Linked DNA regions of Homo sapiens: region 1 is linked to region 2. The links are chromatin loops, found by intact Hi-C in ENCODE. Cell type or tissue: OCI-LY7. All regions are shown on one strand.

What was found. Peaks named below come from ENCODE experiments on the same cell type or tissue, not always from the same donor. Only the 100,000 strongest peaks of a DNase experiment are listed, where the experiment ranks them.
Region 1: it touches region 2 in a loop (2.7-fold over the local background); 31 of 110 quality-filtered maps call a loop at or near these places.

The regions. Positions count from the first base shown.
Region 1 is chr20:48,749,994-48,754,993 of GRCh38, reverse strand. The region is part of intron 1 of PREX1 (phosphatidylinositol-3,4,5-trisphosphate dependent Rac exchange factor 1); the gene reads left to right. Among named protein-coding and RNA genes, the nearest start is that of PREX1, 76 kb to the left of the region's middle. RefSeq lists enhancers at 3,241-3,370, 4,973-5,000. In OCI-LY7, no CTCF peak of the experiment used is centred here; DNase peaks (open chromatin) are centred at 1,953, 2,903 and 3,623; H3K4me3 peaks cover 1,280 bases; H3K27ac peaks cover 2,064 bases.
Region 2 is chr20:48,819,734-48,824,733 of GRCh38, reverse strand. All of the region lies in intron 1 of PREX1 (phosphatidylinositol-3,4,5-trisphosphate dependent Rac exchange factor 1), which reads left to right. Among named protein-coding and RNA genes, the nearest start is that of PREX1, 5.8 kb to the left of the region's middle. RefSeq lists enhancers at 488-577, 868-917, 4,277-5,000. In OCI-LY7, no CTCF peak of the experiment used is centred here; DNase peaks (open chromatin) are centred at 3,043, 3,333, 3,933, 4,173 and 2 weaker places; H3K4me3 peaks cover 4,612 bases; H3K27ac peaks cover 5,000 bases.

The DNA.
Region 1 (5,000 bases), 70 kb after region 2:
ATACCCAGAACTTGGATGGATGGAGCATAGGATTTGGGCATTTGAAGGGGTCATTGGGCAATTGGGGAGCTCCCCAGACTCTGGGCTGTGTGGGGCGGCTTGCAGCAGGCTGTGTAAGCCCCCTTCTGCTGTTATAGCGATTTTATTATCATCGCTCAGATTCCAAGGCCCTTGCTGTTCCATGACACTGTGCTTCCGACTCCCCGCCACCCAGATCATGTTGGGGATGGGGTCCTCAGGGCACCCCCTTTTGTCTTGGCTGTGTTCTGGAGCTCCCCCCACCCACCCCCACTCATCGCTTCCCTTTGCTCCCAGCCCATACCCTGGCCCTCTCAAGTTTCACCATATGTCTGGTGAGGTCACCCCAGCCACGGCAGAGGTGTCCTTGGGGGCAGTCGGGCCCCCTCCCCAAGCAGATCAGGTTGCCGGCATCAGTCTCAGGGAGTGACTTCAAGGCCTCTTTCTGTCCTTTTTATCTCCAGGGAGAGATTTATCCTCCCCAGGCAACAGCAGCCATGGGTTCCAGGCAGATGGCAGCTCCCCAGGGGCACCCCTAAGGGCAGCTGCTACCTGTTTTAAAGGCTGATGCGGTTCATTGTCCACAGTCACTCACTGATGGCGCGTGATGGAGACTGTCTGGGTTTAAGGCCCAGCTCCTTCACTTGCCAGCCGTGTGGCTTTAAATAAGGTCTTTACTGCGCTGGGCCTTAGGCTCTTCTGTAGAATGGACATAGTAATAACAATGCCTGCCTCCTCGAGTTTGAGGATTAAAACACCTAGAGCAGCACCTGCACATAATGAGGCCTAAAGGTGTAGTTAGTGAGTTAAAAAGGTGTTCTTATTCTAGTTGCCTCTCCCAGCTCGATATCAGCTTACTTTCTGGAGCCTGTTCTCAGTTTCTCCCTGTCTCTCCCATCCTTTCTCCACATACCAGTCTCTCTTGAGCACCTGCTGTGTGCCAGCCTCTGTCCCAGGCGCTGCGTAGACGGCCAAGGAAATTGACTTCTGCCCTGAGGGAGCTGATACTTTAGTGAGGGAGATGATACTGAATGATCAAACCTATCCATACTTAATTGATAAGAGCACAGCCAATAGCGGAGACGTCTGTGAAGGGTAACAGGGTTCAGGTGGCTATGTAGTGGGTGAGATCCTCTCTTATATGGGTCCAGGGGTGGCCTGTGAGAGGAGGGACCTCTCCTGCCAATTGAATGTCTTGGGAAAAGCTCTGTAGGCAAAGAACAGCACGTGCGAAGGCCTGGATGCTGGGGGCCTGGTGTGTTCAAGAAACAAAAAGGAGACCAGTGTACCTGCAGCTGAGCCAGTGGGGTGAGAAGAGCCCGCATTAGACAGTATTTGGGCGGTGGAAGAGGTTGGATTTTTTTCTAGGTTTTAATTAGAGCCTTTTCTGAGGCAAGGATTTCTTGACCTTGTCACTGTTGTTTGCGGTCAGCTGTGTCTTTGTGGGGTTGTCCTGTGCACTGTAGGGTGTTTCGCAGCATCCCTGGCCTCTACACACTAGATGCCAGGAGCACCCCTGTCCTCAGTTGTGACAACCCAAAATGTCTCTAGACATTGGCACATGTCTTCTAGGGGGTAAAATCACCCCCAAGTTGAGAACCACTGGGCTCAGGTTAGGGCGACAGGTGAGACCTGGCCTGGCATCGGGAGACCTGGTTCTAATCTGTGTTTTGTCACCAGTTTGCTGTTTGACCTCAGACCAGTGTCTCATACTCTTGGTATCTCCATTAAGTGGGAGCTTGTTGGAGATGGCAAACTCATCATCCTTCTAACCCTCTCCCTGCCACATCCATGGCAGACATCACTAATCAATTATGATGTGGCTTCCTGCTCAGTCTAGAGCTCTGGGGACCCTGGAAACACTCAGGCTGGGAGCTGAGTAAACAGTCTCTCTGGTCCTTCTCTTATGCCCCAGAAGACCTGGATATACATTTAGAGGAACTTGAACGCCTGGGCTCGAGGAAACATGTGCATCACCTAGAGGAACTTGTATACCCATACCCCAGTCGACGAGAGTATACAGCTGAAAGAACTTACACCTGAGTGCCATTGTTTACAGTAAGGATGTTTGAAACAAGTGTCTGCAGCATGGCAGTGGTTACTTCATGCTGTGATTTTGACTAGTAAGCAATGAAATGAACAACTTGAGGTCTGTCTTATTGTGGATTCCCCAAAGAACATGACCCGAGACTGATTCAAGGGCAAGTAGCATACTTGGGAGGTCACCCCAGGAAGCATCAATAGGAGAGTGGGGGAGTGAGGCAGGGAGGAGAAGGCAGCCAAGAAAGGTGTGTCATCAAGCGGGTTACCATGGGGGCCACCGGAGCTGAATCCATCAAGGCACTCGGGGAGATAGTGTCCATCGAGTGCCTCAGTTTCCTCATCTGTCTTTTCATGCCAGGTCCTGCTGGCCATCACTGAGGGCTGCTCCCAGGCAGTCTTACTTCTTCCGCACCTCTGGCCTGCCCTGCACATGAGAGCGGGGTCTTCAGGCCAAGAGATGCAGGTGCTGGCAGCTCGATGTGGTGTGGGGTAAGGGTGGGGTCTGGATAGCAGATGTTGCCCAGTGTACATATCAACATGGGTAAATGTGGAAGACATGATGTTGAGTGAGAAAATCAAGTTGCTGAAAGCATGCTACTTATAAAAATGTTGTGAACATGCAAAACAATATTCTCTCTTGCTTATAGATGCACACAGCTTGGTAAGTGGGCAGAGGCATGCGTGGGAATGAGGAGCACCAGCTCCAAGTACCTTGCAGGGAGAGAAGGTGCCCAGTGGCTCACCTCTCTCTGTAATGATTCCTTTCTGCCTTTTCTACTTAATACATGGAGGTTTGATATTTGCATGGTACTGTGGGTAAACTGAACTAATCTCGAGTGCATACTGCTGGGGCTTTGCATATGCAGTGACCTGTGTCTCCACTGCTCAGATCAAGATATAGAACATTTCCAGCACCCCCAAGAGCCTCCTCATCCCGTTTCCAGTCTGTGCCTCCCCTAGACTTGTTGAATTTCTTTTTGCAAATGGTTTCAAGCAAATTCGGTGTAGTATTAAGATTTGCCAAAGCTGGGTAGTGATGAGTTTGTGGGTGTTTGTTGTTTCTCTCTATTCTTTTCTGTATCCCTGACGTATTTCATCATCACATTCATAAAATGAAGAGGAGGACTTGGGCAGATGTGAGGACAAGTGGTCCAGGCATGGGCAAAGCTTCCGAGGCTGGAGGAGTTTCTCAGGCAGCCCTGGAAATCCTGAGAACAGTATTGTGTCTAAGGGAGGCTTCGGAGATGAGAGCTGCTTTTGACCTGAGTGTTTCAAAGCTGTCAAGCCTTGGACAAAGGAAGAGTCGCCCTGGAGGGTCCCTTTCACCATCCTGCCAGTGCAGGGGACGCCGTGCTGCCTGGAAAAGCCAGTCGTGCCTTGGGCAGCAGGAGGGCTGGTCCCAGAGCCTCTGCTGCCCATTCTTTCCGGGTCACGAGCTGCCCATTGTGGCCTTCACACCGGCTTGTTTGCAGTTCCTCAGTGGGTGGCCCGAGCCTCCCATTGTTGCAGCACAATAGCGGTGGCAGAGCTCGTGTGAAGAAACCAGGACAGGAAGCCCCAATCTAGGCCAGCGGAGTGCGGCACTCCCAGCTTCCTGCCCTCCCTGGCTGTGCTGGGTGAGGCTGCCTTTGTCTCCCTCTAGTCTGGGGAGGCTGGAGCTTGACTTCCTGTCAGTATCCCAGGCCCTGTTAAAACATCCTCTAGGAACCCCAGTCCCTGTCCCCTCCGCTCATTGTCGTTTCAAAAACAGGATCCACAGACTTCCAAGGAGCCTGAGTCGAGGTCTCCGGCATGGGTCAGGCACTGTGCCAGGCGCATTCCAAACCTTCCTTTGATTTTCAAGCACCTGCTATTTGCTGAGCACTACATTTGGCCCTGAAGACGTAGCTGTGAACAAGACAGGCAGGGTCCCTGCCTTCAGGGAGCTTCCATTCACTTTATCCCATGACATTCTAAAAGGTGCTGTATTCCTATGATTCCACTGGGAAGAGTAAATGAAGACTTAGAGAGGCTAGTGCACTTTCCTGAGGTCACACAGCAGGAAGGACCCATGGTTGAAACTCAGACTCACCAGTTTCCAAACCTGGCCTCTGATGTTGGATTGGGGGTTATGGTTTCATCCCAGCCATGATCCCTGCTTATCCTGGCCTTTCCCTTAGGAGCTTGTATAGATTGCTTAACCTCAGTTTCCTCATCTGTCAAATGAGCTCCTAACGCAAGATGGGAAGATAGGAGTTTGCATTAAGAAGAGGAGGGCCTCTTGGCGGAGGTGACATTTGAACTAAGGCCGGATGGATGAGGAGGCTGCTCAGGGCAGAATGGGGGAGAACATCTTGCAAGCAGGAACAGCATATGCAAAGGTCCTGAGGCAGGAGTGTATTTGGCAGGTGGATAGAATCTAGAATGAGAGTGTGGCTGAAGATTATTTATATTGAGGTGTGTGGGAGGATGAAGTACTGGAAGATGAGATCAGAGAGATTAACAAGGACAAGATCATGGGGACCATGGAAAGATTTGGATTTTAAGTGCAGTGGGAAGCCATGGAGATTTTAAAGGCATGGATTGACTGATCTCCTGTACATATTTAAAGGGATCTCCCTGGCTGTGTGTGTAGAGAACAGACTTTTGGGAGGGTGAAGGGGACCAGGAGGGAAATGGCTGTGTTAGTCCAGGCAGGAGATGATGATGGCTTGGACTGGGGGGGTGGTGGCTGTGGAGATGGGGACCAGTGGTTGTAGTATTCAGGTAAAGCTGGTAACATTTGCTGATGTATTGGAAATGGAGTGTCAGAGGAGAGGGGCTGAGGACGGCTAGTGGGTTTTGGCTAGAGCCCTTGAAAGACAGAGGTGCCATTAAGTGGGGAAGAGTTCGGTGTGAGTTTGGGAAAGGTCATTAATTAAGTGTTGGACAGGCTGAGTTTGGACATCCAGGTGGAGACA
Region 2 (5,000 bases):
CTTGAGGTTAAATCCTTGGACTTGTGACCTTGGGCAAACACCTTAACCTGTTTGAGCCTTATTTGTAAAAAGAGGGATGTTAATAGGTCCTATTTTATAGGTTTTTAAAGAAGATAAGTGAGTTATAGAAATTGATGTAAAGCACTTAGAACAGTGTCTGGCAGTAAGGTATATAAATATTGGTTATTATTGTTGTTGTAGGAAAATTAAATAATACAGATAATTAGGGTTGTGGGACTTCAGCATCCAGAGAGCAGGGGTGATCAGAGAGGGCTTCCTGGAGGAAGTGAGGTCTGAGTTAAGTCAGCACTGAGAGGAGGATGGGGGCTCTGAGTGAGTTTCCTTTTGACACCCTAAACTCCGGCCACAGGAACCAGTGGTTTTGTTTGGTTCCAGGCCGAGGGCTTTGTGGTTCCTTGAGAATCTTCCCATCTTTCCCCATCTCCTTCAGGAACTGGGTTGCACTCCCTCCCTCATCTCCAGGGAGTCCTCTGAGTTTGGTGTTTTGCGTGTGTTTATTAAATAATCATGAAAAGGCAAGGACAGCCCTTTCACAGAGATGCTGGATCGGTCTTGGGGGAAACAGTGCCTGGGGTTTTGACTCAGAACCTTGGCTCGAATCATTTCGAGGCCCTGGCTATGTGGGGTACTCCCCGTGTGCTCTGGGCAGCGTTAGTCATGATGAAAACAATGACAGTCATTGCTGTGCAGGAACTGACTTTGATTCATCACTTGCCATTCTAAGCACTTTGCATGTGTCAACTCATTTAATTTTCTTTATGAAGGGGATGCTGTTTTTATCCCCATTGAGAGGTGAGGAAACTGAGGCAAAGTGAATCTAAGTGAGCTGCTCTGGGTCAGGTGGACAGCATTGCCAGGATTTGATCCTAGGCTGCCTGACCCCACAACTCATGTCCCCAGCCACTTGATAGACCGCCTTTGGCTGATCCAAGAAGGGCTTGGCACATGATTTATTAAGGTGGCAGAACTGGGATTTGAACCCAGGTCTGTGTGATGTTTCACCTCCGCCTGCGCTTCCTCCTGTTACTTGCCCTCTGTGACTCCCATTCTTTTCTCCACAGAATGGGAAGAACTGTGGACGGATAGAAATGGCAGGCTGCCGAGTTCTTGCTCTGGGCTCCGGGTCTGTTCATGGCACGAGGGTTGAGTGAGGCTCTGGAGTCATGCTGCTGGTGTTCAAATCCAGGCTTCTTCCACTTGGACTGTAGGTGACCTTGGGCTGATCACTGACTTGCTCTGTGCCTCAGTTTCCACATCTGTCCAACGGGCACAGTGTAGCACCTGCGTCACAGGGATGTGGTGAAGCTTGCCCCCCACTCCCCTAGAGGAGGCTGAGTAGACCTTGGGCCCACCTGCCAAGGGGAGGCACCTCAGGGGCAGGTGCCAGTAACTCCCATGATGGGGTGTGTCAGCTGGGCAGTGGTCGAAAGAGAAGAGAGGGCCTGGGTGGGTGGGCAGAGAGGCCGGTGGGTGGGAGTTGGTCAGCAGCTCCTCGAAGGTCTCCCCGTGGCTGAGGACAGAGAGCTATAGAGACACAGAGGGTCTGCCCGGAACCGACCAGGATGGGAGTCTCTGAGGAACAGGGATTGTGGGCAGAAAGCTCCCAGAATGCTTTCTGTGGTTCTGCTTTTTGGAGGGAGGAGACAAAAGTTTTTCTTCTCATTGGAGCTCCGCTTGCCAAACAAGAAACTGTGGTTTTTTGTTGTCACTATTTTTTTTTCTGTTTTAAAAGATTCTGTACTCCTAGTCTCACACTAGGGAGAAATGCCACGGGTGGTTGGGGTGGGGGCAGGTCTTTGATTTCACAGTCATTGAGGCAGAGGGACCTCCCCAGTAACTTGGGGGGATTTTCACGTGGTCCTCATATGAAAAGTAGGATGCTGAGAGGTATATGTAACACAGTTCTTTTGGAAAATAAACAATAACCATAATATACACGTGTGTTATATGTATAAGGTGACATTAGGTTGGAGAAAAGGATGGAAGGATGTGTATCTTTTACAGAAAGGCAACCAGGAAGATAAGGAAGTAAAATCCTGTTTATAATACCCTTTTCATATAAAATTATGCATATGTATGCGAATATATTTTTTAAGAAGCCGACAGGAAGAATTGTATTTTCAACATGGTTATTAGATTAATGCAACAGTAATAATGGTAACAATTTGCTAATATTTATATACTTGCAAGCCCTGTTTATAAGTTCCTTAAGCATTAACTCAAAAGTTGCAGGTATTCTTATGCTTCCTGTTTTACAAATGAAACAAAGACACAGAGAGGCCAAGTCAGTTTCCCAAGGTCACACAGCCTGACAGAACTGGCACTTGGACCCAGGTAATGCGGCTGCATGGCCCACATTCTTCACCACTATCCTGAATTGCACCAAAATGAGGCTGTGTTCATGAGCAAAATTACTGCCCCTGTGAGACCTCTGGGCTGCCCAGGTGGGCAAGAATTAAGTCAAAAAGTCCACCTTATTTCAGTTTTCAGATGCCGGAGAGCCTGGAACAGGCCACCTTGTGTTGGGCTCATCATCATCAGGAAGTCAGTGAAAATCTTTTGATGGTAAAAACTGAGTGTCAGCAGGATTTAGATGGGTTACATTTTTTTTAATGTATGGCAGACAGAGAGCTCTGTACAGATAAAACCATGAAGATATGAGACTGCTTTTCTCTGTGTGCAGGTATTTATGGAGCATCTGCTGTATATCCTGGGCAGTGTTCTGGGCCACGAGAATGAAGTCATCAACAGGTCGTTGTCCTTATAAGAAGGACAACCCTGTGGGGATTCTACAACTCATTCTTCAGACAAACCTTCTGGAAGCCTACCTACTTTTATTCTGGTGTTTGCCCTGGTAGCAATTTAACTGTCACTTTAAGAAGACGCGAATGGGGTTGGTGTCTCTGGCTTTTGAGACTTCAGGGCACCCCTTTCTTGGAGAGAAAGATACTCCTTTATCAGGCCAGAGAGCTGAAGACCTGTTGGGCTTGGGGCCACTCCCTTTAATAAAGAAACCCACATCCTATTTGCTTCACAGCCGCTCTCCCTTAAAGGTTTTGCAAGAGTTTAAGTGTTTGAAGCAGGTCATGCCTGGCTGCAGGAGAACCTGACCTCTCCAGATTTTTGGGGCTTTTCTTTTTTTCCAACAGACACAGGCATGCTGGCTAGAATACTGGAGGGAGGTGGGTGATAGGGTGGGCTGCCCCTCAAACCTGTGTGCTGTGTCCCACAGCATCATTCCCCAGACATGGGGCCAGGTCGGAGCTGATTCCTGCCCTGCGTTTCGGAGATCTTGAACAGAAGCCAGGTGGGTCATTCGGTCTGAATCTCCTTGTTTTGCAGGTGACATAAATTGCGTCCCCAGAGGGGAGGTGAGCACCAGTTAAGGGCAGTAGCCACTCAGTTTGTTAGAGTTCCATCCCCAGATACCTGGGAAGAGAGCTTGGTGGCCCACATCCTTTTCTGGGGATCTGTGTTTTAGCCAGGATCAAAAATCCCCCCGTTTTTTTTTAAGATGGAGTCTTGTACTGTCGCCCAGTCTGGAGTGCAGTGGCGTGATCTTGGCTCACTTCAACCTCTGCCTCCCGGGTTCAAGCGATTCTCTTGCCTCATCCTCCCGAATAGCTGGGACTACAGGCACGTGCCACCATGCCCGGCTACTTTTTGTATTTTTTTAGTAGAGACAGGGTTTCACCATGTTGACCAGGCTGGTATTGAACTCCTGACCTCAAGTGTTCTGCCCGCCTTGGCCTCCCACAGTGCTGGGATTATAGGCGTGAGCCACCATGCCCGGCCAAAAGTCCCTCTTGAAGAGGTTTCACGGGGTCATTTCTGGCCCTAGCGTTGGTCTGGAGCAAATCCCACTAGTCTCTCAGCCTTCAGCACTGTCGACATACGGGGCTGGACCATTCTTTGCTGTGGGGGTGCTGTCCTGTGCATTGTAAGATGTTTAGCAGCATCGCTGGCCTCTACCTACCAGATGCCAGTAGGACCCCTCTTCCCCAGTTGTGACAACCACAGATGTCTCCAGATATTCCAGGTATCCACTAGAGGTGGTTGGGTGTGAAAAATAGCCCCCAGTTGAGAACCACTGGGCTAAAAGCTCCTTTGACTACCACCTGTGCTCTCAGATCGTGTGGGGGCATTAGCATGCCTGTGTGGAAATACGTGAGATTGATGTGTTTATGTAAGTAGCATAATACGGTTTGCCCTTTTCACCCAGCAGAGTGTCTGGGAGGCTCCCTCTCTTGCGGTTCATGGTTTAGAGCACAGACTCTCGAGCCACCTTGCCTGGGTTCAGATCCCAGCTCTTCCCCTGTGTGACCTTGGGGATGTTGCTTTGCCTCTCTGAGTCCTGGTTTCCCCATCTGCAAAATGGGGATGACCCCAGCACTCCTAGGGTTACTCTGGGGAGTACAGTGACTGTGTGCGGGCTCACCCCTCCTCCCGGAGGAAGTCCCAAGGAAGAAGCAGAGCCCTCCAGCCTTCCAGCCCTGTGTAGATTTTTGAGCTTATTTTTATTTTCTTGGCTCCTTGAGGACCAGAAGGGAATCTGTCTGCTCTTCTTTTGTCTTGTGGTCAGACACTCAATCTGTGTTTACCCGCCTGATTCCTTCCCCAGGATGGAACTGACAGACGATCCCTTGATTCTGGGCCAGGGGAGGCGAGACTATTTCAGGCTGGCGGGACTGGGGCCACTGAAAGCTGGTGCAGGCAGGTGGCCATTGGCCGTCAGGACCCAGGGTCTTGTGCTTCCCCCCTTGCTGGGAGGGTGGGTGGCTTCTGTGCATCTCTCAGGAGGAGCGAGGCCGGGGTCAGGGTGTGGGCAGTTGATGCTTTCATCCACTAATCGACTTATTCATTCAATAAATGGCCATTCAGCACCCACTGTGTGCCAGGCACTGTGCTAGGTGCTGGCATGTGGCTGGAACAAGACAGACAAGGTCTCTGCCCTCAGGGAATCTTCAGACACCGCAAAA